Regions from separate parts of the Homo sapiens genome. Here region 2 is linked to region 1. A link is an interaction called in ENCODE POLR2A ChIA-PET data of the cell type or tissue named here. Cell type or tissue: endothelial cell of umbilical vein. All regions are shown on one strand. Links, peaks and the distances in the headings refer to the core of each region. The heading gives the core; the rest is flanking DNA. Region 1 has its middle 100 kb from the start of TMEM170B. Region 2 holds the start of LOC340184 (a long non-coding RNA gene).

What was found. Peaks named below come from ENCODE experiments on the same cell type or tissue, not always from the same donor. Only the 100,000 strongest peaks of a DNase experiment are listed, where the experiment ranks them.
Region 2: POLR2A ChIA-PET joins it to region 1 with 7 read pairs; 3 of 35 experiments call an interaction of 5 or more read pairs at or near these places.

What each region holds. Positions count from the first base shown.
Region 1 is chr6:11,632,126-11,648,316 of GRCh38, reverse strand. No RefSeq gene overlaps it. Among named protein-coding and RNA genes, the nearest start is that of TMEM170B, 100 kb to the right of the region's middle. In endothelial cell of umbilical vein, for the core only: no CTCF peak of the experiment used is centred there; no DNase peak of the experiment used is centred there.
Region 2 is chr6:11,681,945-11,698,135 of GRCh38, reverse strand. It overlaps LOC340184 (a long non-coding RNA gene), which reads right to left and starts at 7,879. Exons shown (of 3, transcript XR_001743973.2): 1 at 7,798-7,879. In endothelial cell of umbilical vein, for the core only: no CTCF peak of the experiment used is centred there; a DNase peak (open chromatin) is centred at 8,095.

The DNA.
Region 1 (16,191 bases), core at 7,402-12,401:
TAAAATGTGGTATGTCCATACAATGGAATATTATTCAGCAACAAAAAGAAATGAAGTATAAATACATGCTACAACATGAATGAACCTTAAAAACATGCCAAGTGATGTAGTCCCAGCTACTCGGGAGGCTGAGGCAGGAGAATTGCTTGAATCTGGGAGGTGGAGCTTGCAGTGAGCTGAGATCACACCACTACACTCCAGCCTGGGCAACAGAGCGAGACTCCATCTCAAAAAGAAAAAAAACAAAACAAAAAAACCCACAAACATATCAAGTGAAGGAAGCCAGTCACAAAGGACCCCATATTATATGACTTCATACTATGAAACATCCAGAACTGGCAAACTGCGGAGACAGAAAGCAGATTAGTGGTTGCCTAAGACTTAGGAGGCATTCTGAACGGCTATTTCTCCCAAGAAGATGCAGAAATAGCCAAATAGGCGTATCAGGGACTGACAGCTAAGGGGTGTGAAATTTCTTTTTAGGATAATGAGAATGTTCTAAAAATTGCTTCTGCTGATGGGTGCACAACTGTGTGGATATGGTAAAGGCCATTGATCTGTAAGCGTCACAGGGGTGAATTATCCGTTATATGAATTTTATTTCATCAAAGCTTTTAAAAAACTATGAGGTTAATTAAATACTCATAATTAGCTGGCAAATTTAATTGAAAGAGCATGGGACTTCACCCAGACTCTTTGCAATCTCGTCCCAACCTTGACCCTGCTCTAAATGACTAAGTAACTGAGGCAAGTGCCTTCGGTCTCCAGCCTCTGCGCCCTCATCTGTAAAACGAGGAGGGTGGACAGATGCTCCCTGAGGACCTTTCCACTTTTAATTCTTTCAGAAAACAGTGACCTCCAAAACAATTGTACTGATAAAATGGCCTGACTGTTCTTTGAACTCTCTGAAAGTTATCATATTCTTTTCCTTGGTTTTTAAAATTCCACCTTGGACTCTACTGGGTAGTTAAAATAATAAGTTAATTGTGTTTGATTTCAATGAAAGCAAAGTGTTTTAGATTAGTGTGTTTTGTTTATGTGCTGATAATGACCTTTTCTGCATGCTGAGGTGGGCAGCAGTAGTGAAATCTGCCCACCTGAAGCCAGCCTCAGTGGGGTCGGCTAGGGCCTGGGAAGCCCCTTCCTACTCAGTCTAAGCTGAGTACATTTACTTCCTCTGAGTCCTCCTCTCTTCTCCCATGCGAATTCTTATTTCCTGGTGTCCCTCATGTGTGAGTACGAGCCCGTTAGGCCCCCAGGCCAGCACCTCATAGACTTACAGATTAATTCTGGTTTGCAAGTGAATCATAGCATGGCCTAACATTTTTTTAGGTGTGAGTTTTGTTGTCCTCACCATTTTTTACTTGATGGTGGTGGAGGAAGGGGTACTCTTTCTGCCAAGCTGCTATATAAAGTATTGGTCAGACGTCTGCTTGACTGGCTAGAATTCAGCCAAGGCTGGCTTCAGAGAGCAGTGAACAGAGCCGGTTGCCTCCTAAGCCCTCATGTTGACAGTGACATAGCTGCGCTGATGTAGAGGCTACTTTCCCTCTTCCCCATTTTCACCCAGCCTCCTGACTCTGTTTCAAAGATTCCCCTTTTCCCTATCAAAATAAATATCTAAGCTTATAAAATACAGCTTCAGCCTAAATCCTGTCTTCTGCTCAAAGCCTTCACATTTGCCTGCACTAATATCCTCTTCCACTGAATCCCATCATAATAATGCTTATAAACCATAAAATGCTGGAAATGGGTGGCTAGTTGTCTAATGTCTTTCAAATCGGCATCTTCTATCAGTTCTCGAGGTCAAAACTAAGTCAAATGCTTCTCTTCTGTCCTCCTCAGTGCCTAGCACAGTTAGATAGACATTAAATAAATGTATATTAATTGGCTTTACAAAAAATGGTCCTAGCGGAGCACCTGCAAAGATGTGGTTCATGCCGGCATCCTGAGACAAGCTAAAATGCTGACAATTCTCAAACAGATTTCTGAAAATGGTAAGAGAAAACTTTCATAAATATTGTGGTCATTCCCTGCTAATCAGCCAGCTAGAACTTTTCTTGGGATATATTTAAGTATTTCTTAAATAAACAAATAATGAAGCTATGACTTTCTTTTTTTTGACACGGAATTTTGCTCTTATTGCCCAGGCCGGAATGCAATGGCACAGTCTCGCCTCACTGAAACCTCCACCTCCCAGGTTCAAGTGATTCTGCTGCCTCAGCCTCCCAAGTAGCTGGGATTATAGGCACCTGCCACCACACCCAACTAATTTTTGTATTTTTAGTAGAGATAGGGTTTCACCATGTTGGCCAGGCTGGTCTCGAACTCCTGACCTCAAGTGATCCACCCACCTCGGCCTCCCAAAGTGCTGGGATTACAGGCGTGAGCCACTGCGCCTGGCTGAAGTTGTCCCTTTCTTTCTCCAACTCTTCTATAGGGGAGGAGTGCATGTCTTTCCAATGCTTTCATTCTTTCCCTCCAGAGACAAGGAACCCATCCCTCTGGACTCCCCACCAGTGCTTTAGGTGAGATCTTCATCTACACTCTGAAATCCTCACCAGGACCTTCACCCCGAGCTGTCTTCTTGAACTTGCCTTTCGTTTCCTCTTCCTAAACCTCTTTGGAGGAAGAAATCCTCTTCCTCAGTCCTCTTCCATGGTAGCCTTTTCCCTCATGCTATCTCTCGAGTAAAAAAATGTTGAGAATCCACGTAGGCAAATTCTACATTACATGTGTATGATTAATGACCCTCTGAAAAATAACATTACCACAAAGTATTTAATTTTAATTTGGTCATGGCCAACTTTGGGAGTTTGGTTTGCTTTGGTTTGGTAGATCGCAGTGGGCTTCAAGAAAATCGGAGTGGGCAAATAATTAGTTTTCCTCTACCACCTTGTTAGCAGGTAATAAAAAAAAAAAAGCAAGTCCCTGACCAAAACAAGCTCAGAACAGTTCATCAAGCAGTCCTGTAAACTTGGAGTCCCAGCTCTCAGCTCTCTGTTTAGGTGCTCCAAGCATATCCTATAAAAGGTCTGCTCACCACAGACACAGCAACAATTCTCAGCAAGATGCAAAACATTGCAAAACATTGCCATCTGCATTATCTCATCTCTTAACCAATGGCTGTAAGACTAACTGGGGCTCAAGCTAAGAAAATATCCTCAAAGGGAACAGATCCATGGTTGAGTGCATTCTGAGGTCCTCTTCAGTCAAGAAGGAAGGAGGACCTCTAAGCTCTAATCTATGCATCTTGAATTCCTTTAATTTTGCCAGTGAAAACTAACTACCAAGACACGAATTTCATCAATAAAAACCTATTGTTTACACCTTATGTAAGAATCAGCAAAGTAATGGTTGTTGAACAAGGAGGGCTTGTAAAAGACGTGTCTGGCCTTTCTGATGTAATCCTGCCTGGTCACCCCATAAGAGGCGTTCTTGATTGGCACATGAAGTTCACCTAAGCTAAAGTAACACACATAGTATCACACTAGATACTATCAAGTATTTCTTTCTTTCTAGATGGAGTCTTGCTCTGTTGCTAGGCTGGAGTGCAGTGGCGCAATCTTGACTTATTACAATCTCTGCCTCCCAGGTTCAAGCAATTCCCCTGCCTCAGCCTCCTGAGTAGCTGGGACTACAGACGCACACCACCTCTCCATCTAATTTTTTGTATTTTAATAGAGATGGGATTTCACCATGTTGGCCAGGATGGTCTCAATCTCCTGACCTCGTGATCTGCCCACCTCAGCCTCCCAAAATGCTGGGATTACAGGCATGATCCACCGCGCCTGGCCACTGTCAAATATTTCTAAGTAAGCTACAGGCATGATAATCCTATAAACTAACACTTTATACCTAAAACTGCTTCAGAAAAATATGTTGCATCATTTTGTAAAGTAGAAAACTACCCCACTCTCATATTTATCCTTTACATGATTTTTTAAATTTATCATTTTTATTTATTTATTTCAGAGATGGGGTCTTGCTATGTTGCCCAGGCTGGAATGCAGTGATTATTCACAGGTGCAGTCCCACTACTCATCAGCACAGTAGTTTTAACTGCTTGTATCTGATCTGAACTGGCTCACCCCTCTTTAGGCAACCTGGTGGCCCCTGCTTCTGGGAGGTCATCATAGTGATGTTGAACTTAGTGCAGATGCTTAACCAGCATAGCGTCCTACAGCCCAGAACTCCTGGGCTCAAGTGATCCTTGCGCCTCAGCCTCCTGAGTAGCTGGGACTAGAAGCTAAATGATTTTTTATAATCTGGTTTTCTTAAAGTTAGGCTCACATGTGATGGAATGCTGTCACTGTACCAGGCAGGTGTGTGAGCACTGGGAGAGTTCCCATGTAGGGTCCTCTGAACAAGTAATGAAGATGGAAGTTTGATGGCTGTGTAGTGACATAGTGATATCGCTGCTGCTGGTGAAAGGGCCTTTTAAGCTACGTTGGGCAGAGAGGGACTGTGACTCTCATCCTGAACTCTCTACTTCACATGTGGGCCCCACTCTCTTCCCACAAGGGTTGTGGTTGGCCAGTTTTTTCCATACCTCTCCAGTTACACACTGAAAAGCCTGGAGGTCTTAAGCTTTTGATGTTCAATGACTACTTTGAGAATGTGGTGAAAATCTCTTCAATAAAATTGCATGTACACACCTGCAAAAAGCAAATTTTAAGTATCATTTCAGTGAGTTATGGACCCCACCACCACCAGTTTCATCCTTAAATCTCCTAGGAATCCATCAAGGTGGTCAGGGAACCTCTGACATTATGACGTCAAGAAAGTCAGTTAACCTCCCTGAGCCGCTGAGTTTCATCTTCCATAAAATTTGCTGCTCTCATAGTGCTACTGCCTACTCCATCACAGTACTCTGGGGAGGGAGTAAAATATCAATTATGGAAGTACATTGGAAAGTGTAGATTACTGTGTGAATGCACGGTGACTCTGTTTAATGAAAGTGCAACCCACCGGGAGGACCAGCTTCTGTCTTCTGGGCCTTTCCCTGGACACAAAAGATGTTACCTGGCATCTGAGTTTGCTCATGTCCTTCTGTGTTTTATCAAAACCAGATAAGTGACACTGATTCCCAGGACTGTCCTCTACCGTGATGGGAAAATCAATATACCTGTGGTGTCTTCTCCCCTCTCAAACATTGCCCCTTACTTTTAACCTCTCAGTTTTCCTTCCTCTCCAGTCCTCACCAAGAGCTGTCCTCACCAACAGCTGTCATTCCTCCCTGAGCCCCTGAACTAGTGAATTAATTTACACTGAAAAGATAATGATTTTATGTGTTGTTTATTCCCAGCAGTATTTTGCATTTTAAAAGAGAGCTGCAGTGTTCGGGCTACAGTGGATGCTAAAGAATGTACCCCTAATGATGGGATTCCAGTAACTGTTGTACCAGGTGAAGCTATTTTTTTAGGAAGTTATTCAAGTCAACCATGTAGGCTATTTTATATTCCCCATATAAGCCTGAACACTAAGTTTGCTACTCACTTTAACTTTTTAGTGAAGATGAGATGATCCTCTCATATCTAGGCAAGAATATTTTGAAAGGGGTAGTAAAGAATTCTGCTCCTCTGGCTACAAAGAGCACAGCTTTTCCATGCAAAGAAGAGGAGAATCAGGTTTATGTCAATACCTGTTGTGTCAAAACTCCATTCATACCCTAGAGGGTATAACAGGTTCAGAGGATATTGCTCCCAAAGGGCTCCCATTTTCACCAGTTCTAGAGGGAGCCTTCCTGGCCACCCTGTGGTCATGGCACACCTTTTGGGAAGGTGTATGAGGATGATTAAAGGATTGCTCTGGGATGGAAGACCTTCCCCTTAACACATCTCTCATCTGAAAAGCACTTGAAGTCTTAAAGTCAAAAGCCTGATTTACCTGTCCCCACCTCGCCTTTTTCCACTGTATTAGTCCATTTTCACACTGCTGATAAAGACATATCTGAGACTGAGAAATTTATAAAGAAAAAGAGGTTTAATGGACTCACAGTTCCATGTGGCTGGGGAGGCCTCACAATCCTGCGGATGGTGAAAGGCACATCTTACATGGTGGCGGACAAGAGAAAATGAGAGAACTTACGCAGGGAAACTACCCCTTATAAAACCATCAGATCTCGGCCGGGCGCAGTGGCTCACACCTGTAATCCCAGCACTTTGGGAGGCCGAGATGGGTGGATCACAAGGTCAGGAGATCGAGACCATCCTGGCTAACATGGTGAAACCCCATCTCTACTAAAAATACAAAAAATTACCCGGGCTCAGCTACTCGGGAGGCTGAGGCAAGAGAATGGCATGAACCCGGGAGGCGGAGCTTGCAGTGAGCCAAGATTGTGCCACTGCACTCCAGCCTGGGGGACACAGCGAGACTCCGTCTCAAAAAAAAAAAAAAATCAGATCTCGTAAGACTTAGTCACTATCATGAGAATGGCACAGGAAAGACCCACCTCCATGATTCAGCTACCTCCCTCCGGGTCCCTTCCATGACTCATGAGAATTGTGGGAGCTACAATTTAAGATGAGATTTGGGTGGGGACATAGCCAAACCATATCACCCACTAACTCCCCATGAATGGAACAGACCTAAGCCCATGCTCTGTGTTGCAGCCCTCACCTCACCCTTGTCTTACTTCAGGCTAATGGCTTGGCCTTGCCATACTTGCTCCCATCCCGGCATTTTTCCCATTGATAACCTTTCCCTGACGAGGTCCCCCCTTCCCAGTCAAGTCCAGCTAAAAGCTATTTTAGAACCTGCAGGTCCAGCTCATGCCCCCTGACAATTCTGAGCCCACCCCTGCCCTTCAGGGGAAAAGCAGCACTCTTCCTGGCTCAGGTTGCCCAATCCTGTAAGTATAGGCCAGCTCTGCCAATTCCTCACCATGAACCTATGTTCCAAAGGGAGACTTATGAATTCATATTCTTTCCTTGAAACCAACAATTATGGGATCATGGTGCAGGACTTCATGTATTTTTGAATGACTCAAACTTCATTTTTCATGTAATTCATACAAGAATCCTGGAGCCCTGGATTTCCTATCCACCCTCTATTTCCATTTTCCCTTGCTTCTTTTGCCCAAGTTTTAATGGCTCAGCTGGAGTTGAGACCATATTTGCTACTCGTGTTTGTTTGAACACTTAGGTTCTGTGAAAATATTTGCCTCCCAAATTCCCAATGATAGACAGATGTCCTAGCTCATTGCTGTTGCTTTTTAAGTATCTTGGCAGGGAGAGAATTGGCTTCACATTTCAAAGAATTCCTTTTCTGCTAAAAAGTTCTGGTGTCACCACACAAAAGCACTTGCAATGCACACCCACAAAATGGAGCCATCAGGCCCTCCTTGGAAAGAAAATGCAACTCTTCATTCTCTCTCAAGGTCCACTAACTAGCTTAGTGTCCTTGGGCTTAACCTCTCTGGACCTTAGTTTCCTCATTTGTAAATGAGGGATTTGTTTGATTTCTAAGGTTTCATCCAGCCATAACCTTCTCTGATTCTGTCAAAACAGGTCACAGGGAAGAAAACCATAATTTTACTTTGAGCACAGGGATTTTTGGAAGACTATTACAAATCTGCAAATAGAGTTTAAAATCTCATCAATCTTCCTTTACTAACAAAATACATTTCCATTCCTTTTTCACTGAGTAATGGAAAATAGCCTTGAAGGGTAATATTGGAGGGGCCTCGGTGACAGCAGGGTTCATTTTCTTGTTTTTAGATTCCAAAGTTAAAAAAAAAAAAAACCATTAAAGCCAATTCCTCTCACCAGGCCAGATCCAGAAGTTGCCACTTCAATTGGGTCTATTTTGAGGTAAAAGGAGATGAATATGAACACATTTCCATAGATGGAACTCATGCAAGAAGAGGGCAAGGTAAGGCTCCCCCTTCTGAAATCAAAAGAAATCAAGAAAATCCATTATCTGTTGCAGCTACACTTGACATGCTTCTGCCCATGTTATTTGGGGTTCCCTTAAGTTCCAGATTTCATGGAGTGGGGGAGACAGAGTTGTCACGCATCTTGAGGATTTCTCATGCACTGCGCTGCTAGTTGGTGAACAAAGCTACGACTGTCACTTTGCTCCTATAGCCTCTGACTTTCCAGCACAGCTCTGAGTGTCTCTGCATGGAAAAGGACTACTTCATGAAAATGTCCCTGATCATTTTAACTGCACCATGGGCCACACGAAGGCCAAAGGGGGAACTATAAAGTAGTTAGCTGCAGAAATTGGCCTCCTGCCTGGAGGTTATTTGGCCTCTTCTCTCCCTCTTTCCCCTGGATGCTGAGTCTCTGTCTCTTTACTGTTCCTTTGAGTTCTTTCTCAAACCCATGTGCTGTGCTTCTATGAACCAGCGCTAAATGGAGCCCAAGGATGTCAGTTTCATGCAGTACTCAGAAGAAACTGCCGATTTTAGCTCTGTCCTCTTACAGAGTTACAGTCACATAGGAATATTAAAAAGTTTTTTGGCCCACAATTCAGTTCTTAACCGCCACTCCTTCACATATCCATTTTCTAATGAAAAACAATCGGGAAAAAATAGCTGTATCTTCATTTTGTTTTTTGTCTCCTGTGGAAAAAAATAGAGTTTTTCATTTATTCCCATTAAGAAGGGTTGGAAGAGGCTATAGATTTCATATATGTATATTTAAACTTGGTGGAATTTTTAATTCTCTCTACCCAATTACTAGTTTGAAAGGGTTAGAAGAAGTTCACTGCCAACAATCCAGTTTATGAAGGTCTAGAGAAACATTCCATATGGGAAAAATAAGGCCAAGCAAAAATGAAAATGGAAACTTCCTCTACCAAAAATAGGGAAAGGGCCCTAGAAGAAACAAAATGCCAAGAATATCTTAAAAGAAAAGCATTCCCAGGCAGCAAAAGGCATGCACACACAAACATGCACACACACACACACCACCCATATACACACAAGCATGCATGGATGTAAGGACACATAGACACAGGAACACACATATATCTGAACCCAATGGCCTGGTCCAACCATTGGGAGGTTGTGTGTCACGAGCTCATTTTGTTCTTGTCCTTGATAAACTGGTAATCTTTAAATTCTGCTGCAAAAGCAAAGATATGGAAGGTAAAACATGATTCTGTCATTTTTTTTTGAAAAAAAAAAAAACAAAAAACATAGAAATCCCTGAGTGTATCTGTGTTGGCTTTATAACAGAGATGACTATTCATTTGTTCAACAAACGTATTTTTTGGTAAGCATCTGCCATATTCTAGGCACTGTAGATACAGGATCGTAGAACACTGGCCATAACGGATGGCACTCCTGTCTGGGGAGTAAGGCAGCCATAGAAAGAGATAATTAGAGTAAAAATGGTTGGTATGGAGGAGGATTATGTACACCCTAAGTGGAAACACAGAAGAAAGAACGTTCATCTCTGCTAAGGGCTCATAGTGGAAGAAACATTTGTGCTAAGTATGGAAGCAGGATGGAGACTCACTAAGGAAGCTGGAAGGGCATTATTGGCAGAGGGAAGGTCATGAACACCATCACAGAGATGGGGAACAGCATGGTGTGTTCCACACACAGCAGGGGATCCCACAAAGCTGGAGTTTAGATGAGTCAGATTTTGAAGGACACGATCGACCACCATGCTGAGGAATCTCAGCTTTATGGCATAGGCAATGTGGCAGCATCAAAGGACTCTCTCTCTCTCCCCCCACAAGCATAACTGTTAATTTTTGGCTTATGGATTTGTTTTGAGATTTCTGTTGCTGCAGAGTTTCTTTGGTGACAATAAGAAGAAGGAACCAGAGGTGTGTGAGGCAAGGAGGTGAGTTAGCGGCTGCAGCCGTGCTCCTCGTAAGAGCAGAGGGAGAAAGTCCTGGCTTGGGGAGTGAAAATAGAAAGGAAGACTCACAGACGCAGGCCAGGAATGACCCAGACCACACTCATGTCCTTGGTCTCCTAGAGTATTCCTATTTCACCTGTGTCCTTCCCCACCCAGGACTGTGGCATGCCCGTGAACTCTTCTGGGAACAGCTGCCAAGTCCCTGTTGCAGGGGGCTAAAGAAGACTCAACTCATCACTTTACCCAGGCCTCCTGCCTGAGGGTCTGAACAGATTTAACCACCAGAGCTCAAGCCAGATTTATGGAAATGCGGTTAAAGGGGACATCAATAAGAATGGCTGACTTATATTAATTTTTTCTTTTAAGCTCCAACAGACATGGCATACTATTGGGCTCAACAAATGCTTTTGAGCTGGGCGTGGTGGCACATGCCTGTAATCCCACCTACTAGGGAGGCTGAGACAGGAGAATTGCTTGAACCAGATAGTTGGAGGTTGCAGTGAGCCGAGATCATGCCACTGCACTCCAGTCTGGCAACAGAACAAGACTCCGTCTCAAAAAAAAAAATGCTTTTGAATCAATGAGAGGGGTGGGCTACACAAGTAAGTTTGGAACTGAGCTTAACCTAGGTCTACAGATTCCCCAGACAAGCCTTGGTCCCTGCTGTGGGGTCCTGTGTGCTGGGCCTCACCAGAGCTGCTCTATCTGCTTTTTTGTGACTGCCCACATCTTGTTTCATTTTAAGAAAAGTTTCTACAACTAAGTCTAGGTTATCACTAAAGTCCTCCCTTTCTTAAAATATCTCTGCAGCAATAAGACATCAATGAACTGATTATCGGTGATTAATATGCTCTAGCAATTTGTGTTTAATGTATTTTTAATCCACTTATGACTGAAATAAAAACTTTCCTCTTTCCTTGTACTTGAGAAAAGGGAATTCTAGAAGTGGCCTCGGTTTCAGAGGAATGAGGCTGCCAACATGGGGTTTACCCAGCTGGCTTTGTAAATATTATTCTACCCTGGTCTGCAATCCTTCAAACAATTGGTGATACCACTGTGGCTTAAAATAAAAACCTCAAGGCTGCTCTCTGACCCTCCCTAGTCACCCCCAAACCTCTCTAGGGGACTTGGACTTCCAAACCAGAATGACTTCCTCACCCACCAAGCAATGGGGGCTGGATTTTTCTCCTCTTAGGGTATCTTTCTAACTTGTTATTTCCATAATTAACTTTAATTACTTTCCTCCTCCTCCTCTCTTTCCACACAACACCCTATTTTCATTCTTTGTGGGGGTGGTAGACCTCCAAGCTTCTGGCAACTCTCCCTTTGACCGAGGTCCCCAGGAAGAATTTCCAAGGTCAGCTGAGGGGGGCCTAGGAGAGCTGTGTGGAAAATGAGGCCTAGGAGATGAGGAGGGGTTGGGAGAAGGGGAGGAACAAACTTTCCAGTGGAAAAAAGACTAAAGAACATTTATTCCAAGTTTTATTTCATAGATGAGAATGCTGAGGCCTAATGAGGTGAGGCAACTCACCCCAGGTTGCTATTATTGGGGGGTCTTGGGGACATGATCCTATCAAAGCAGGGTTGAAACTGAGTGTCCATTGTTGGCTTATGTGGCAACCTGAACTTCTTGTCTTTTTCAAGTGAAATGTGGCAGCAGCCAAGCCTTACTTTTCTGGAAGCTGTAGGTCACGTCTTCACATTCAAAGCCTTTGCTTAGCCTGGCCTGTTTTATAGATCTGGCCACATCTTCCAGCAGGACCATCACTCAGCACTCTCTGCCACAGTGCTCAGGGATCTCCAGGGCCCACAGGCAATAGGAGATGGGGAACCTCACCCAGGAGAGAAGGGCCTTGACCACCCCAGCAGACAGCTCCACATTGCCGTGCTCTCCTCTCTCCCGCATGCATGAGCCTTCTTGTTTCACGCATGCGTTTTTGAACACAGCACCATCTCTCATTCATTTCTTTGTGAATCTTACATCACCCTGTGCACTTCCCAGGCACCCTGATCCCTCACACCGTCCCCAGCCCAGAATGTGCCTCCCACCTAGCCCTTCTGAAAGAAATCACCAAGAGACATTAACTCAGGCTACAAGGACCGAAACTGGGCTTCCCCAGTACCCACAGAGCCACTCCCTCACTGGGTCAAATACACACCTGGGCCTGCCTATGTTCAGGGTGAGTTCCCAGCACACGCCTGTCTTGTTCCTCATGCAAACAGGTGTCTGGCAAGCCTCCCCAACCTGGCTCAGGTACCCACATCTAGGTCCCGCTTAAACTCAACACAGGATGCAAGAGAAATATGCACTCAGATGACACTCAGGCACAGGCACAAAGTCACACGTGCACATGTACATCCCAGAGAAACCTAGAAAACAGTAGGAAAGGATTGCTTTATAAGGGCAATTATTTTCTTTTTTTTTTTTTTGAAATAATGTTAATTTTTATTGGAATCTTTTTTTTTTTTTTTTTTTTAGTATTTATTGATCATTCTTGGGTGTTTCTGGGAGAGGGGGATTTGGCAGGGTCATGCTAAACATGTGAACAATTATTTTCTTCTTTTTGCTTATCTTAAATGTTTCTGGAGTTCATTTGAATTACTAATTCAATTTGAATACCTAATAACACAACTAAATGCCTTTTTTCTTTTTGAGACAGGGTCTCGCTTTGTCGCCCAGGCTGCAGTGCAATGGCACAATTATAGCTCACTGCAATCTCGAACTCCTGGGCTCAAGTGATCCTCCCGCACCTCAGCCTCTGAGTAGCTGAACTACAGGTAGGCACCACCATGCCCAGCTATTTTTTAAAATTTTTTTGTCAAGATGGGGTCTCGCTATGTTGCCCAGGCTGGTCTCAACTCCAGGCCTCAAGCAATCCTCCTGCCCAGTAAATGTTATTTTTAAAACTTCTATGCAAAATGAGTTTAATGGGCACAGTCTCTCCTTCATATATGATTCAGCCACTCATTCAATGAGCTTTGGTTTTTACCTCATTGCCAGGGTAGTGCTCAGGGTAAAAAGAAGACGAGTAGCTTATTTGTGTTCTCAATCTATCACTTATCAAGGAAAGAATACATTGAAGACATCACTTAAATTAAGTCTAGACCCAATCCTGATATTAAAATATGATTACAATTTAAAAGTATATGACAGAGATTTCTCAGTGCCAGCTAATGATCAGCACATGACAGGTGGAAATGTCGTCCTATGAAAGAAGCCTCCAGCTCCACCATCGAGTCCTTCAGGGCACACAGAGCGAGGGGCTTTGACCTGGACAAGGTGTGACTAACGAGGCAATGAGGCTCAGCTGTCATTCTGCTTATTGGCAAACAGGCCAGAACTCCTGCCTCTAAATAAACAGGTCCTTCCTGGGAGTCAGCACAGATGGCTACAGGCTCATTCAAACCTGGTCATCACTGCTTGGATTATTTTGGAGCTGTTCTTTGGGAACTTTCCTTATAACCAGTTGATCAGCCACATGGGAACATTAGCCACTTGCTTCATAGTCTGCTTCAGAATTAATATTTAAAAGAAAGGCAGGAAGCTAAGTTTTGGGAGTCTCACCAAGGGGTAAGAGTGCAACAGATGCCCAGTACTAAGGAAGCCACTGGGCCCAGACAGTGTGAGCTCTCTCAGGGACGTCACAGGGCCAGGCATCCTCTGGTGCCCAGAGCAGTGCCTGACACACAGTTGGTCATTAGTAAATACTAGTAGAAAAAAAATTGAGAAAAAAAAAGCAGCAACATTATGGTCAAATTCATAACCCACATATGACACGCTCCACTGTCCAGACCAGCCAGGTGCTGGGCTGCTCCTGCTGAAATGAAAAGAAAAGGGGGTCTCAAAGCCCCTTTCTTCTCTTTTCATCTTCTTTTCTAATGAACATACAGGGTCAGGCTCAAACTATTAAAACTCTTCCCAGCATTCACGTTTATAGTACATATTTGACATGAAGGCAAAGGTATGTCAGACTCATCATCATAGACAAAGGCAGTCAAGTTCAAAGCCAAACGTTGAATGCTCGGGCCAAAGCCTTCAAGTCCAGGCAGGCGCTCAGGGTGGCTGGAGACCTCACAGGGCCCTGACTTTCACACCCACCTGGCTGCTCAGGGTCAGGGGTTTGAGAGAGTGTCAGCAGGAGACAGACCAGGTCACCGTGCGCTGGCCCTGCCTTCCAGGTAAAGCAGACACCTGTCTGTGGAGTGGCCCTGCCTTGCTCCTGCCTGAGGTTGCGGGGCCCACATTCCTTTAATTCAGCTGAGGCCCATGGAAGCCCTGCTTGGTCCACCGCCTCCCAGGGACCTCTAGAATCCACTGCTCTCCAAGCCAGGGTTAACAGGATTCTCTCCAACCCTCCATCCTTTTTTCTAAAAGAAAGGGGGTTTCAGAAGATATTCCTCCCTGGGGTGGGGTCAGGAGTGTGGGGAATGGATAAGGGAGTGAGCTTTGTCCAGACAATCAAGATCTGCTGCTCTATTTCAGTTTTCCCGGAACATGAACAAGGAATGCTTTTTCTCCCCCAATTCAAACTGCACACACCTTATAAGAAAACAATGGCCTGCAAGTGCGTCATTTCAGCAGCCAGCTGGTTTTGTACCCCTGGAAATCCCTGAAGTGGGCAAGCCGGTCATATCTGGCTCTATCAAGAAAATCTTACATCAATTCAGAAATTCTCTGGGTGGCCCTCTCCTTCGGTTCTGCCCTCCTTGGGAATATAGCAATTTTTATTAGTAACTCTATCAAATAGAATTATTAATTATCTTATTGACTACATTCTGTCAAGGGCTAACCATACTCCAAGCCCTGAGCTTAAAGTCAATTATCTCATTTAATCCTCATGAAAATCCTGTGGAGCAGGGTTGATTCCAATTTTACAGAAATAGAAATAAGGTGTGTAGGCAGCCCCTAAAATAGACTGACAAATTCACAGTCTGATGGAGTTCCGGGTGTAACTAATGTATATTGTTACAGGTTGATTTTCCAGAGTTCGCTGGGACTCAGGTTTTTTCTGTTTGTTTTTTTTAATTGTTGGGAGACATTATTATTATGTGAGCGGAAAATAAGATCTGAGTAGGCAGCGTATAGAGTTGTGATCCAAAAAAATTCAGAAGCCAGGTTAATCTGACACCTGCGGAAGCTGGGCACAGCGGATGCTTGGCGGCAAGGTCATTGAGCCTGAGCCGCCTGGGAGGAGCGCAGGCCAGGTGTCCACTTCCTCTACTCAAACTCCAGCCCTCTTACCTCAGCTTCTCATGCTCCAGCCCAGCCTCCCAGGGATGCCTTGTGATGCCTGCCTGCCTGGGGCTGACTGTGTGGCATCCTGTGAGCTAAGAGGTTTCTAGGACCCACAGAGAATGATGATATTTGTGGCTTTATTCACAAGGACTAGCCTACACCTGGCACATAATAGATGCTCAACAAATACTTGCTGACTTACTGATTCCTCCACAAGGCCTCTCCCTGGGCAAGTGAGAGCAGCCCCCCTTCATCCTGCATTCCTGAGCTGGGCTTACTCAGAGACGCGGTGCTGTATTTGGTCACCAAGCGTCACCTCCAGCTGAGTCCAGCTGAGTCCAGCAGAGAAGCCAACAAAGTGCACAAAGAGCCATGTGTTGACCTCCAGTGTCTTCTCCCAGCCCAGGCCTGCTCTCAGCTAGGCTGTACTGACAGCTGCATCTGCCAGAGCTGGGAGCTTTGGGGGTGTGAGTCTGGGCCCCCACAAAACTGAGGCACCACTCAGGACTTGTCCTGGGCACTCTTGGAGCAGGCATATTGGCTGCTGCCTCCCCTCCTTCTCTGTCTCCAATCCTCTGGGTCTCCAAGATCTTATCCCTTTAAATATCCTGCTAAGGCATGAATGGGTAACTAAGTTAGAATATTTATATTTTGAAAGCAGGACTCAAATCTGAAAAACACACACAGAGAAATGCAGCTCTGATTAGGGGAGAACATGAATGAGGATGGCTTAACAGAGGGCAGGAATCCTCGCCTCACTTCCCTCAAAGTCACGCACTGCCAGGAATCCCCAGGAGTAGCAACTCAAAGGCTGATGCTGTGCCACACCCCACAGAGGAACGTGTACAAGGAAGTCCCAGTTATCGCAGCCTCACCAGAGAGATGCCAGGCTGTCAGTAGCCTTTTGCCTAAACCACCTGTTTTAGAAGAAGGGCGTGTGTGCGTGTGCGCACGCTACGCTGCTCCTGCTGAAATGAAAAGAAAAGGGGGTCTCAATGCCCCTTTCTTCTCTTTTCATCTTCTTGTCTAATGAACACAGAAGTTAGCCTTAAACTATTAAAATTCTTCCCAGCCTCCATGTTTATAAGCACCTATTTGAATTGTATGTGGAGGGGGGGTGGGAAGAGAGAGAAG
Region 2 (16,191 bases), core at 5,030-10,029, 52 kb before region 1:
CCACTGCAACATCCTGAGAGACCCTGAGCTGGAATCACTCAGTTAATATGCTCCCAGATTCCTGACCCACAGGAATTTTGAGATTATAAGTATTTGTTGCCCTAGGATATTAAGTTTTAAGGCAATATTTAAGACTTGATAAAATAGTGTAAGTTGATAATATAGAGTTGATAATGATATAGTTTGATAATAATATAGAGTTTTTGATATATTAAGAAAGCTAAGTCAAGTGCAATGATGAGTGCCTGTAGTCCTATCTACTTGGGAGGCTGAGGCAGGAGGATCACTTGAGCCCAGGAGGTCAAGTGCAGCCTGGGCAACAGAGTGAGACTTCATCTCTAAGAATGAATGAATTAAATAAATAAAATGGTAAACTTTTTAAAAAGAAAGAAAATCGGTCTCTTTCTCCTGAGCTTGAGTTTCTTGATTAGAATTTTAAATGCTTTTTCTTGCTTGTTGAATGTCTATTAGTCCTCTTTGTGATTTATTTTCTTTCTTTTTTTTCTTTATTTTCTTTTTTGCCATGCAGATTTTTTTAAAAAAATTTACATACTGAAACTTATCAACTTGGGGGATTACTTTTATACTTAGAAATGATGAAAGACCATACAAATTCCAAATTTTATTTTCTTCCATTTCTAATAATAAAGAGCTAGGCCACTTTGGTCAACTCTCCTGCTAAAATCAACTAAAAATAATGAATACAATAATTTTCTAGTATCCTTTAAAGCATCAAGAAACTGACAAGACAATAATGAATTACCAGACCAAGATCTAAGAGATTCCAGGAACCCAGAAGAGAAACTGTATTAGTCCGTTTTCACATGGTTGATAAAGACATACCCGAGACTGGGAAGAAAAAAAGGTTTAATAGACTCTGAGTCCCACGTGGCTGGGGATGCCTCAAAATCACGGTATAAGGTGAAAGATATGCCTCACATGGCAGCAGACAAGAGAAGAGAGCTTATGCAGGGAAACTCCCCCTTATATAATCATCAGATCTCGTGAGACTTATTCACTATCACGCAAACAGCACAGGAAAGACCTGCCCCCATGATTCAATTACCTCCCACAACAGGTGGGAATTCAAGATGAGATTTGGGTGGGGACACAGCCAAACCATATCATATGAGATTTCAGGGGGGACACAGCCAAACAAAGCCTTTTGTCCTAAGAACATACAGAGAACTGTGCTCCAGTTTTGAAGACCTCACAAAATAAGGGGGACAGAAGTCAAAAGCCTAGAGCCCACCCAAATTGGAATGTTAATATCAGACTCCCCACTTACATTAACCTAGAATCCCAAAGGTAAAACCTTCAGGAAGTAAAAATTACCCATTCCTCCTGTTTAAAAAAAGTCCTAAGATAGCAGTGTCTTAGTGCTAAATAAAGGAGAAAAACAAAAACAACACATAACCTGTCCGTGAGTAGCCTGTCTAGAGATTAGCTTCTGAGAATTGTTAGCCTAAATTTGAAACCCAAGGGTGGACCAGAAAACTTCAAGCCATAACTTTAATATAAATTGGTCACAGAGAGGCAGTGCTCCTAAATGTCTCATAGAAACAAAGGCAAAACTATTTGGAGAAGGATACCTTCACCCAAGTCACAGGAATTACCAGAAATCATGTCTTCTAGACAATGAGCAGTGCCTAGTTCATGGTAACCAAGCCACACGAAAGTAAGTTATGATGAGAAAGAAACAGCAGCAATAATAGATGACATAAACAGACCCTGAAAGACTTCAGGTATAGGAACAATTAGATGCAAGCTACAAAATAGCTATGTTTAAAGAAGTAAAGATAGAAAATATTTGCAGCAAACAGGAAATTGTAAAAAAAAAAAAAAAAAAGTGACCTAGCAGGTATGAAAAATAACCAAGTAAAATTTCTAGAAATACAAATACAAATACAGGCCAGGAGCAGTGGCTCATGCCTGTAATCCCAACACTTCAGGAGGCCAAGGTGGGTGAATCGCCTGAAGTCAGGACTTTTGAGACCAGCCTGACCAACATGGCGAAACCCCATCTCTACTAAAAATACAAAAATTAGGCAAGCATGGTGGTGCATGCTTATAATCCTAGCTACTTGGGAGGGTAAAGCAGGAGATTTGCTTGAACCCTGGAGGCAGAGATGAGCCAAAATTGTGCTGTTGTACTCCAGCCTGGGCAACAAGCATGAAACTCTGTCTCAATAAATAAATAAATGAATAAAATAAATACAAATATAGAAATAAAAAACCTAATAGATGAGTTTGAGAGAAGAAAGGCCAAAACTAGAGAGAACTAAAATATTAAAAGAAATTATTTTAAGTGTAGCACAGAGAGACAAAAGATGGAAAACATGAGGGAATAGCTAAGAGAAATGAAAGACTGAAGGAGGTCTACCATGCAGAATCCAAAAGAGTTATATTTTTAAAAACTGATTACTAGAAATAATTAGTGAATTTATCACTGTCTGTCTGAAGATGCAAGGTTCATATACAAAAATCAATTGTGTTGCTTCATATTAATAGCAAAGATTTGGAAAATAAAATGTCCAAAAATACAATTTACAATAGTGTAAAAACAAAAAATACTTAGAAATTTTTAAATTAAGATAGGATTTACATACAGTGAAATACATAGATCTCATGTGCTCAGTCTGATGAGTTTTGACAAATGCATACACCTGTGTATCCTATGCCATGTCCCTTTCTCCTTGTCAAGATATAAAACACTTTCATCACTCCAGAAAGCTCCCATGCCACCTCCTGGTAAATCCCTGTTTCACCTCCAAGTCCAGGCAACTTCTGTTCTGATTCCTTTCAGCATAGATTAATGTCATTATAGAATTTCATATAAGTTGTATAGGATGCACATAGTCTGGCTTCTTTACGTTGGTATAGGCATGATGTTTTAAAGACTCATTCATATCTTTGCATCCATGTTTCATCATTTGTATTGCTTTAGTATGTATGGATACATCACAATCTGTTAATCCATTTTCTTCTTTTTAGACATTTGGGTCAATTTCAGTTTGATTCATTATTAATAAAGGTTTTATGAATATTCCTATACAAGGCCTTTACTGGATATATGTTTTCTCTTCTCTTGAGGAAATACCTAGAAGTGAAGCACCTGCACTGAAATGCACTCACCAGTGTGTTGGTATTATCCATATAAATGGCTGCTCCATTGGAGTGAAAGCTCTTTGAAAACAGGGACCGGGTTTGGTTTATTGGCTTATCTTCAATGTCTTGCACAATAAAGGACACAGAGGAGGCATTAACTATGCATTTCTTGAATCAATATATTGAGGAGAAAATATAATATTCTTTAAGAAAAAGATGTAAGTAAACAATACATCTTCCATCCAGTTTGTCCTTGGTTACACTAGGATACTGTTTCAAGGATATGAGCACCTTATTAAAAAGTCCTTTTGATGGTTTTGTAAAATAAGTCCCATGGAAAATTTCCAAGAAAATCTGAAACTCTCAAAATAATAATATTAAAATGGCTAATATTTATTGAACCCCAACACCACCAAACAATTTAAGACAATCATTGCATTCATTCTTTGTACTCTTGAGTAGTCAATACAAGGAAAACAAGGCTTAAATAAGTTAAATAACTTGCTTAATGTCACACAGCTGAAAGTTGGTATACTTTCAATGGATATAAAGAAAGAATTTTGACTTACTGTTTTAATATGTGCTACTTTTGAAGGCAATTTTCAGTCCAAGTTTTTCCACACAAAGAATGAAAATAATAATAGCAACACCAACATACTATAAGGATCAAATGCAATTATTTATTTAAATTCCTTCTGTAAACAGAAAAGCACAATGCCAGGTAAGTTCTCATGATGATTGTTAATATCATCATCATTATCATTCGACCACTTATGAACGGTGTGGCCTTATGTAGGTAACTGTTAACTGGTAAAATGATGATGGTAATACTGTCTCGTTGTGAAGGTGAGCCCAGCACAGTAGTTGACACTGAATAAATGCTCAATACAGAGCTGCCACTGCTATTGACCTTGGTCTGTTACATGGTTCTTGTTCATATTTCCCTCCGGGACAAGTTGTTACTCCCTGGTAGGTAGGAGAGCTCCTAACTAGGCTTCATCATCCCCCCTCTCTCGGTCACACCAAAACTTTGGCCAAAGCAACCAATTAGAATGCCCATTAAAGATGTCTTGATCACATTGGGTTCCAGCAGTAAGTCAAAGAAATTCCAAATATCAGTGTCCCTTGTTCTCTCATATAACTTTAAGCCTTTTAGTTTAAATGTTGCAGCTCTGATTTTCCAGTAATGTGAATAAAGTGAACAATGTGTATAAATCGGTGATCAATTTTTCTAAACATCCAGTGACTCACTCATAGCCATATTCATTTGTATATGAACCAGGAGATACAATTTAAGCTTTGTTTAGCTCTGCTTTATTATCTTTTGAGCCTTGAAATTCTGAAATTATACTATCCTTCACTGGAGGCACCATGTCTACAGGGAATTTAACAGTTACAAGGTCTCACTCAATCACAGCCCATGTTCATAAATGCAGACTGAAGGGACACAGGCACAGATTTTCTGGCCTCGTATCAGCCAAAAGGAGCTGACTGCCAGGTGGATTCTGCTGCATCAAGTGGTACACCATCCTTATTTCCAGCCAAGCCTGTGCCTCTGAAATAAAAGTCTCAAATGCCTTTTCACACTGATATAAAGAACTGCTTGAGACTGGGTAATTTATAAAGAAAAGTGGTTTAATTGACTCACAGTTCCACAGGCTTAACAGGAAGCATGGGTAGGAGGCTTCAGGAAATGTATGATCATGGTGGAAGGCAAAGGGGAAGAAAGCACATCTTACATTGCAGCAGGAGAGACATAGAGAAGGGGGAAGTGCCAGACACTTATCAAACAACTAGATCTCATGAGACCTCTATCAAGGGAACAACAGGAGGGAAGTCAGCCCCCATGACTCAATCACCTCCCACAAGGCCACTTCCCCAACACATGTGGATTACATTCAACATGAGATTTGGGTGGGGACAAAGAGCCAAACCATATCAGACCACATAGATGACATAGGACTCCAAGACTACCAAGTCCCCTGGCCACACTCTGCCCTCTGTGTTGAAGGATATACCATTAGAGTTAAATCAACTTAGGGAACATCAGAGCAACAGTTTCCTCCATGGCATAGGCAGGCCAGGGATAGCTCCCAGGGGAGTCCTCTCCAGTGTGGCTCTGATACCCATGAGGTCAGTTGGCCTTGCTCTGCCTCTCCTTGCAGCAGCAGCTTTTACTACCAATGCACTCTGCACCTCCCACCACCACGTGACAGCTGACTTTCTGGTGCATTCATCGTTTCTGTTCCAAGTGCTACAAGTAAACTGCTAGCCGAAGTTGCTGTATTTATTAACTTTTGCAGCTTTCTCTACTGAGGTTGTGTTGACAGCATTTTTCTGTATTTGGGAACTTAAATGAAGTCCTCATATCGTTGTCCTGGGGAAGCTATTCAGCAAAGCACCACATGCCATTCTAATACCTCTTTTTCCTACTTCTTTCCCTGTGCTTCAGAAAATGCATGTTCTCTGACTGAACCTCAGCCTTCTGCTTCACTGGAGCTCTCCTCCCAGGGATCAGAGGCAAAAAACTTATTTCCCCTTGCTGGAGACTAGATGCAAATGTAGTGACTGGAGAAAGTCATCGTTATAGTCTTTTGCCTTGCAGAGCCACAGTGGCCATACGTAAATTTACCCAATGGTCCTGGGTTTAGACAATCAAAACAAATAGCTCTGCCAGCAGGTACTCTCAAAGTTTTTAGAGCCTCAAAACCTCAACATGCAAATCTCAGAGCATAGCTGCAATGATTGAGTGTAGTTACTTGCCAAAGCTTCGCCCCTTCTTTCCCCCACTACCTGCAAGGCTCCTGAGATGGCTCTGATGAACACAGTGGTTTTTGTTTTGTCTGGCTTTTAACTGTGCTTTGCAATTAAGTTTCAAAGATGAAACTTTTCATTGTGCTTATTCACTGTTCTGCACCTTTCATAATAGGAATTTGTAAGAGGTCTGGAAAGATACATAGAGACCTCTGTTCTGGTTCCTGGTGAGTGAAGATGTGAATCTGAACCCATCAGAATACATACTCCTGAGACTCCAGTTCATTCTGAAGAATGGTCAAGGAGACCTCTTCCCTGGAGACACTCATAGTAGCAGACATTTGTTTTCTCAATGGTTTAAGACAGAAACAGATGTTGCTTTGTTTGACCTTTAAGTTCAGCTGAAAGCAATATGTTAAACCTAAACAAGCCCTTCAGGAAACAGTCTCTACTTTGAGTCCTTAAATGTTCTCACTTTTCTGATCTGTCAATAAGCCTTTCATTTTTACATAGATTCACGTTATGTTCATGTATTTATTGGAATAAAGGTACACTTATTTATGGGAATATCAGCATGCAGGATGACACCAAGAATTATAACAGCTCAGAGAGGGTCTAAGGTCATACATATGAGCCTAAAGGAAAACGAGAGCAGAGAAACAACTAAAATAGTGCATTACATTTATAGTATAGTATTTGTCACAGTTTACAAGGCACTCTTACATATATGGTCCATAATAATCCAAGTTCTTGGAGTCAAACAAGAGAAGCCAAGTCTGATTAATTGCAGCAGAAATAAATGTATTGGGAAAATGATGAATAGTCCACAGAACTTATGTGAGCCCTAGAGCACAGAGAACACTCAGGAACTAAGGGAACCTGGCCCTGTGCGGCACAAAGTCATGCCATGGTCACATCTGGCCTGAAAGCTATCCCAACCTCCAGCACCACTAGCATCTGCCACTGCTGCCACTGTGACTGGTCTCTGGGTCTGGATGTTCCTCCTTCCAGATTCATAGTTCTAGGTGGGCACATCTTATTGGAGAAATCTGTCCTCTAGGTGCTGCAAGGTGAGAAGAAAGAATATATACTTTCTTTACCCCTCACTTCTTGGAGTACAGTACTGGATAATTATATTAGTTTTCTATTTGTTTATTTTTAGGCCATTGTGCATATTTTAAGTTGTATTTATTTATTTATTTATTTATTTATCTGAGATGGGGTCTTGCTATGTCTCCCTGGCTGGCCTCCAACTCCTGGGCTCAACTGATACACCTGCTTCAGCTTCCTAAGTAGCTGAGACTAGAGGCACACACCACTGCACCCAGTGTATTAGTTTTATATTGCTGCATAATAAATTACCACAAACTTAGCAGCTTACAACACAAATTTATTATCTCACAATTCCCATGAGACAGAATTCCAGCACAGCCTCAGCAGGGCTATATTCTCATCTGGAGGCTTGACTGGGGAAGAGTCTGTTTCCAAGCTCTATAAAGTGGTAGTAGAGTTTATTCATGCTCAGCTTCATGTCTGAGGTTCCCACTTTCTTGCCAGCTCTCAGCTGGAGACTACTCTCAGCTCCACACTCAGACCCGTCCCTCATTCACAGGTGCACCCCTCGGTAGGTAATTCACAAGAAGGCTGTTTCCTTCCTCAGAGATACAGGAGTATCTCTCTGGTTTCATGTCTTTTGTCAAATAAAGTCCAGTTCCTTTCTAAGTGTTCCCTTCATTAGGTCAGGCCCACCTGGGATTTTCTCCCTCTTGCTTAACTCTTAGTCAGCTGATTGATTACCTGCCAAATCACAGGAGTGATATTCCATCATATTCACTTAAGGTCTCACCCAAATTCAAAGGGAAAAGATTACATAGGGCATATACCAGGGGTTGGGAATCTCAGGGCCCATCTTTGAATTTTGCCCACCACACTTACCAAAAAATAACAAGCACCTCCCACTTTATCTCATCAGAGTAGCAGATCCAGTATAAATTTTCCAGTTTTACAGAGGAAAAAATAAGCCTCTGAGAAGTTGGGTGATTTGGTTGTAGCCATACAGTTAAGTAACTGAGTGGGAACTTGAAATTAAGATTTTTGACAGTGCTCTTTTCAAAGGTAAATATATAAACATTTGTTAAAGTAAATGACCTGACAATTCATGGTATAGGTTCTGACGGAAAACAAGAAAGGAAGAGTAAAGATAGGAAATGATGACTAATGAGCCTATGCCGGCTACTGAAGGCTGTTTTTGAGTTCTGGAACTCAATATCAACAAAGCACAGGAGCTGTGTGATGTCAGAGAGAACTACCTGAATCTACAACACAATTGCTGTTTATATTTATTTGTTTTTTTAACTTCTAAGTTCAGGGGTACATGTACAGGTTTGTTACGTAGATAAACACACATTATGGGGGTTTGTTGTACACATTTTCATTACCCAGGTATTAAGCCTAGTACCCATTAGTTATTTTTCCTGATCTTTTCCCTTCTCTCAGCCTCCACCCTCCAATAGGCCTCAGTGTCTGCTGTTCCCCTCTTTGTGTCCATGTGTTATCATTTAGCTCCCACTTATAAGTGAAAACATGTGGTATTTGATCTTCTGTTCCTGAGTTAGTTTGCTGAGGATAATGGCTTCCAGCTCCTTCCATGTCCCTGCAAAGGACATGAGCTTGTTCTTTTTTTACGGCTGCATAGTATTCCATGGTGTATATGTACCTCATTTTCTTCCCAGTCTATCAGTGATGAGCATTTAGGCTGATTCCATGTCTTTGCTGTTGTGAATAGTGCTGCAGTGAACATACTTGTGCATGTGTCCTTAGAATAGAATGATTTCTATTTCTTTGGGTATCTACCCAGTAATGGGATTGCTGGGTCCAATGGTATTTCTGTTTTTCAGGTCTTTGAGGAATCACCACACTGTCTTCCACAATGGTTGAAGCAATTTATACTCTCGCCAGCAGTGTATAAGCGTTCTCTTTTCTCCGCAACCTCGCCAGCATCTATTATTTTTTGACTTTTTAATAATGACCATTCTGATTGGTGTGAGATGGTATCTCATTGTGGTTTTTGATTTGCTTTTGTCTAATGATCAGGGATGTTGAGCTTTTTTTCATATGATTGTTGGCTGTCTGTATGTCTTGTTTTGAAGAGACTGCTCTTTTTAAAAGAAGCAACCCAGAGAAAGTTTTAAAGGTGAATATACAAAGTAGCAAAGGTCTCCAAAAGAGACCAAGCAGGAACTTAGCGATCAGCGCCCAGGTCCTGCAGTTTTCTCTTGTTACCTCTACCCCTGTCTGTGTATCCTTTGCTTCCTGTTCTTCTCTTCGTAGTTCAGAGACCATTCTGTCTCCCGAGGAACCTTTCCTTAGACAGGGTTATCAAAGAGAACTTAAGCATATGTCAAGCTAACCTCATTACTTCCTTTATCATTATCCTGAAAAGTTCTCATAGAAGCTTTTGAAAGGCAGAATATAGAAAGATAAAAGGAGGGACGTTATCAAGGATATAGTTTGATATTCAACAAATAACAAATTTTTTATCTAAGAATGTATGCGTTAAAGCTTAATAGATCTTTGAACCCATGTCTGTACATAAAAAAGTAGAAAGAGCAGTTTTTTAAAAAATGTCATATTCAAATATAGCTGAATGTATTTACATATTACACTATGCATACATATTGTATTTACCCTCTTCTATTCATGTGTACATCACATGTAAGAAGCAGCAATAAAGTTACTGGCAAACCTTTGTTTTCCAATCCTGGCCCAGCTTTCCTCCAGCTGTGTTACTTCAGAGACATAATTCAGCCTATCGTGCCTCAGCTTTCTCATGTTTAAAAATAAGAAGTTAGAAAATGTGATTTCTAAAGCCCTTCCAGCTTTAAAATTCAGTCATTCTTTGATATGCGAGATAATGGACAATTGTGAATATTAAGGCAACACAATCCTCCTCTCTCATCCTCAAGTGGGAGGGGGTTAGTTCATATTAATCACAGGCAACCATGGACTTGGTTGCATTTTGAGTCGCATTCAACTAAGAACATTGGCCCTTTCGACTGTTTTGGGATATTTGCCTGCTGTAGAACTACTTACCACAGCCATGTATCTAGCTACCTACAGACGTACGCACATACACACACACACACACACACACACACACACACACACACACAGAGAGAGAGAGAGAGAAAGAGAAGAAACAAAGACAGCAGAGTAACCAGGTTAACAAGAGTAGCCGAGTTAGCAGAGGATTGTAGGAGGAGAGAATAGAAGAAATACGACACCCTCACAGCTTTCACAAATTGGCACGATCCATATGCATTGCTGCTAATTACAATAATCATCTCCTTCTACAGCGAGAGCACTACTTGACCCTGTACCCACGTTTTATTTATTTATTTTCTAAAGCATTTCTCTTCTCCTTTATCTTCTCCCTTAGGCTATTAATTAACTGCAGTGAAGGATAACAGAGGCCCCCATCACAGGGTCCATTTGGCCTGTCCCTGATCCCTACTATCTTGAAACACTCCTCACACTTTGAAAACCAACAGCGCATTCCAGCATGACCCAGAAGATAGCCAGGTCTCTTCCTTTCTCTCAACCCCTCGCTTTCAATTTTTGTTGCAGAAGAATTATGAGCACGTTTGAAGCTAACCATATTATTTCCTTTATCATCATCCTGAAAAGTTCCCAAAGAAGCATTGGAAAGGCAAAATTCTATTCTAAGCTACACCCTCCTCTGTGGGCTTAGCTAGATGCAAATAGATTTAAGTGAGGCAGAACTATGACTGCCAAGCAAGGAGATGGATTCCATACACGATGTGGGAAAATTAATCTCACCTTATATAATCAGTGCCTAAAGCAAGGGACTCACACTTCCTTCCCTCTCCCCAAATCCCTGGGAGATTGTGAAAATGGATCAAGGAGCCGCGATGAAGTGTTTATATATTTTTAAATGTATGTTCCTCTCTCTTTCTTTTTCTTTCTTTCATCTCTTTCTCTCTTTAACACAGACCTCTGTTGATAAATAATGGACTGTGGCAAAAGAAAATTGACTAAGACTCTAGCCAACTTCAAATAAATTGGCTACTGGCACAGCTGAAAACATAACTTAGCTTAAATGAGGTTTCTTTCCCATTCTACAGAATCCCCCAGCAGCAAACACCATAAACCTAGAAGGTGCATCCTGACTTGTATTCTATAAATCCGTGAGCTAATAAATAATGCTCACAGTGTAAATGAGTGACTCCACAGAGACTACGTTAAAAAGAAACATTTCATAGGGAAACCAATAATATTTTCTTTTCAAGGGAAAATATATGTCCTCTCCTATATCCTTAATTACAGCCCAGACTCTAACCATGTCTTACAAGTGTACTAAATGAAAAAGTGGCTAAAACTTCATCCTAGTGCACTTTATTAGTGAGCCAGTTATTAAGCTATTCTCTCGGTATCAAACTCAAACTCATGCTTCTATACTTGGCTTTGTGATTCTGGGGCTGACTTTGCAAATCCCATTTCTGCTTTACCAGCTCCCTCCAAGTGTGTCTTTCCTTTTCTTTCCTTTTTTCTTTTTTTTTTGAGACAGAGTCTCACTGCACCCAGGCTGGAGTGCAGTGGTGCAATCTTGGCTCACTGCAACCTCTGCCTCCCAGGTCCAAGCGAATCTCCTGTACTCCCACCTCAGCCTCCTGAGTCGCTGGGATTACAGGCACCCACCAACAACCCTGGCTAATTTTTGTATTTTTAGTAGAGATGGTATTTTTGGTAGAGATGGAGTTTCACCATGTTGGCCAGGCTGGTCTCAAACTCCTGACCTCAAGTGATCCGCCCACCTCAGCCTCCCAAAGTGCTGGGATTACAGGCATGAGCCACTGTGCCTGGCCCCAGGTGTGCCTCCTCTAATAGTGGTGGGTGGAGGAAGACCAGATGGCTGGAGAAGAAGAAGGCACTCACTCTTCTTGTTTGCGTACCGTTGCTGTCATCATCGCCCAGCCTCACTCCTTTACTTTGGCAGGGATGGTTAGGGAAGTAGCAGAAGATTCCAGTTGTAGTTTTCCAATATTCATACCCCCTCAGAAACACTAGCAGGTGGCTATCCTTTCCTTGGGGGTCTAGAACCCAAATCAGTAGGACCAAACATCAACAATGGAATTGTGGGTTTGCTTTGGCTGGGTCCCTCATCTTGAATGCAGTGCTGAACTTCCTGCTAATGGCAAATGGAATTCCAGTAACCAGTGGCATGCAGTGACATCACAGTTTATAAAACTATTACCTGTGGTTGCTTTTCAAGTGCTTACTAAAGCAAGAGCCTTGGAAGAACCAAATGTCCTCTGCATTTGACTACTGCAGCAGCTACGATGACTACACGGGTGATAGTATGGAATGGCTCCCTCTGAATGCCCTAAAGCACTTGCATAAGGAAAAAAGAAAGAAAGAAAAAAAAAAGCCTGCTTCTTTAAGTTCTGAGCTTGAGTCATAGATAATTAAGAAGCTTCCAGGCCAGTCCTGAAAGAATATCATTTCTTTCTCTTGTTTGCTGAAAATAAGACACAAAAGTTAATTGCACAGATTTCAGAGTTGAAAGTTGAATTTGAATTTATAGACTCTCAAGTTTCTCAAGTGAAGGTTGGGTATCAACTAGAAAAGATAATGACCCTTAGACTCGAAAGAATGACATCAGGATGGATTCATAGCAAGCTCAGAATTCTGAACCCCTGAGTCATCTGACCTCCTTTGCCAGCAGAAGATGCCTATCCTCACATACCTGGAGAGACCAGCCTTCTGCTTCTTGAATAAACTTTAATAATGGGGCAGTTGCCTTGCCATGAAATACGTCTTCTCATCAACCCATTCTGACCATTCCTTTTCTCACTATACCCATAATAAGGGCCCGATCTCAGCATGTTCCCTAAGGGCAAGTACAAAGTCTGACCCAGGAGGAAATAACTTACATGCTAAAACAGTTGTAAGATTATGCTAATTTTAGTGGTAGAATCCTGAAAAAAATATGTGTGGGAGTTTATTCCAAGGGTATTAGACCAAGGAGAATGAAATATAACAAGTGGACTGGATTTTATTGAACTTATTGATGTGAGTGCACTTACCAGAAACCCCGGATTTAATATTTTATCTCGTGAAGCTAGATGTGGCTCTAGCAGTTTGCCTGGTTGATAGATTGACTCAACCATGGCTTATGTTTAATGAGATTGACATGCCTGAACTTCCTTGGCAAAATGTGAAGGAATCTGGAGTCTTAGGAATACAACAATGTTGAAGCACATTTATAATGTGTTCCCTGAACACCCTGCCTCTACTCTCCACATCCCAAGGTGGCCCAAAGATGCTTCCTTCACAATTGAGAAATTCACTGGTGAAGAGAGCATCAGCATTCTTGCATGTTAGCTATATGGTGGCTGTCATCTGTAGGCCTCAAATGACGGTGAGGATTCCACATTGATATTTTGGTGGGAATATGAGATCCCAGAGTGACATAGGTCATTTGGTAGTTTTTACTACCAAAGAAAGATGAAATGCATTTACAGAAAAGTACAGGAGAGACAAAGTGATAATTAGAAAGTTTTTGACTTACAGTGGTCATTGCTGACCACAGTGTCCTTGGAAATGAAATAGATGGACTACCCATGAAAATGTTACTTAATCTATGTCAGGATTTACCAAACTCTCCCTGTAAAGGTACAGATAGTAAATATTTTAGACTTTTCACTTCAAGAAGCAAAATTAATGATGTTATATAGGTACTTATATTACAGAAGATAACACAAATTTTTACAAAATTTTTGTTGATGAAACTTAAAATATAATACTACTAATTGAGTACTTTTTTTGTAATACTAATGAGGAAAAGGAATTTTTTGGGGGGATAACATTTCACTTAATTCAGGTTCAAAATTAGTGTTTTCTATCATTAAAGTTGTTTGCTAATATCATCTGTCATTTTGATCTTTAATGAACTTTTATACATTTAATCTAATATTTGAAACTACATTTTTATACAGATAGGCATCACCAAATATTAACATGAAATTCAGGAGCATGGATTTTTATTTGAGTGTATTCATTGCTTAGAAGGTATTTATGGAATTTTACTAGACTCTTCCCTTATATTTGCCTGTTAACAGGTCATTACATTGCAAGAAGTTCCTCAATTGTACAACTAAATCAGTTTCGAAATACTGAAATTTCCTTTGCACTTCCATTGAGGTCTGAAAAACATTGCCGTAACCATTGTCTGAGCTTGAGAATGTATCTACTGCAAATTTATGTGGGAATGGAGATCTCATTCTTGTTTTAACCATTGACAGATTAGAAAGTGTATAAAGCAGCTTGACATTAATTGCAGTTCAAACATTAGTTGTCAAAGTAATTTTACTATAGTTAAGCTTCACATATATAAGTGACATTTGCCTTATGATTTTAGGTTGAATTCATTAATAAACATTATTTAGTCTGTAGCAAAGGCTAATTTCCAAAGCTATTCAGTGTTTGATAATAATGGTTTAAACCAGTTCTTCTCTTTCAGAAAAAATTCAGTGTTATCCCTCAGCTCAAAATTTTTATTGCAATAAAACTTTACCACTGCTAAACCATAAAACTGCCATGTTTAATGTTTAGCTTCTATCTCTGACAAAAATTCATGGAACCGACAGTAAAATCTACAATCGTAAATGAAGTTCACCACTGGTACGACTGGTTTAATAATACACAACAGATTAATGTATTTTTCACAAGATACCTGTAACAGATACTACAACAAATAAACATAGGCTTAAAAATTTTTACATCTTTACAAGCATTGCAAATTTGTCTAAGTCTTTTTCTGCTCCAGTTATATTTTTACTACCCTCAATTGTAACACATCATAGCAGATTCTACTTCATGTTATACTAGATTCATATTTTCTTAACTTCTGTTAACATATGCTTACCTGCATTTATTCCACACAGACTATTCATACTGGCTAATTCTTTAGTCACTTCAAACTAGTCAAGTACTGATTCCTTGAATTAAACAATTGAACAGTATTGTAAACATCTGTCAATTCATAAAGACCCAAAGAAAACCACTTGAAATCATCTGCTTTGTTTTTTTTTTTTTGACCATTGGTGTTACTTTCAATGTTCTGAACTCTTCAAACAACTGTTCTTGCTGAAATGCTAATAGTCTTGAACAAGTTTATTTTCTCTGGACTCATTTATTTGGCTGCTATGATCAAGCATAATTTAATGAATCCACCATTAGTAAACGGCGTTCCTCGCTTGTTTGGCTAACAGATGAACCACTTGGAAACTATTGTGTCATTGCATAATAAACGTAATGCTTTGCCATTTAATTTGATAACAAAATAATCCATGCTTCACTGTACCTTAAAGGCATGCATGCAAAGTTCACTATTATTTTTTTGTCATGACATAATTGTATGAACTGGTAAAAAAAAAATATTTCGCAATGGAGTGATATGTATGGCACTCAAAATGCCATCACGTTATAATTGCATCACCTTAACATCATGCTGAGTGTCACCTTATAAGCAATGAAGACACATCTGGTCTCTGATGCATCTGCTCAACCCTGCCATAGTAGTGTAAAATCATTCATAGACCACAAGTAACCAAAGGAAGGTGGCTGGGTTCCAATAAAATTTTATTTATGGACATTGCTCATAAAACTTTCATTTGTCACCAAGTCTATTTTCCTTTTGATGTTTTCCAACCATTTAAATATGTAAAAGCCATTCTTAGGTCATAGGTTTTACAACACAGAAGGCAGGCCAGATCTGGCCAGGGACTACCCTTTCTTTGTCCAACCCTTGAACAATATAATGGAACTCCAAGTCTGAGAGCTAAAAACTTGATTTGAGTCATGGTACAATAGATGACCATGACCTCTCACCTGGTTTCTAGATCCAAACCAGTTCACCCATCCAGATCCCTTTGGCTGAAGGGAGGACCATGTCCCCTTAAAGAAGGAACCTGTGGCATAGTACATACTGTACACCTTCCTGCAAACCTTTTCTAAAGGGATCTGCAGTCATTGATTGGAGTGAACAGATAATAGTTAGATCTTTTATGGATTCACTGAAAGCATCATGCAGAGAAGTAAGCCCCCAGTTTGTAAAAATATTAGACAGCTTTTATGTGTTTTTATACTGCATAATTTTAAAGAACCTCACTCTTCTTCCACAAATGGCAAAGAGCCTATCCTGGGGGCTGGCATTTTCATTGAGTTTGCTTCCCTGCTCCCTCTGCCTGCTAACAGTGTTCATGGCAGACTCCCTGCCTGCCTTCCCATCATGTCGTCCACAGGCTT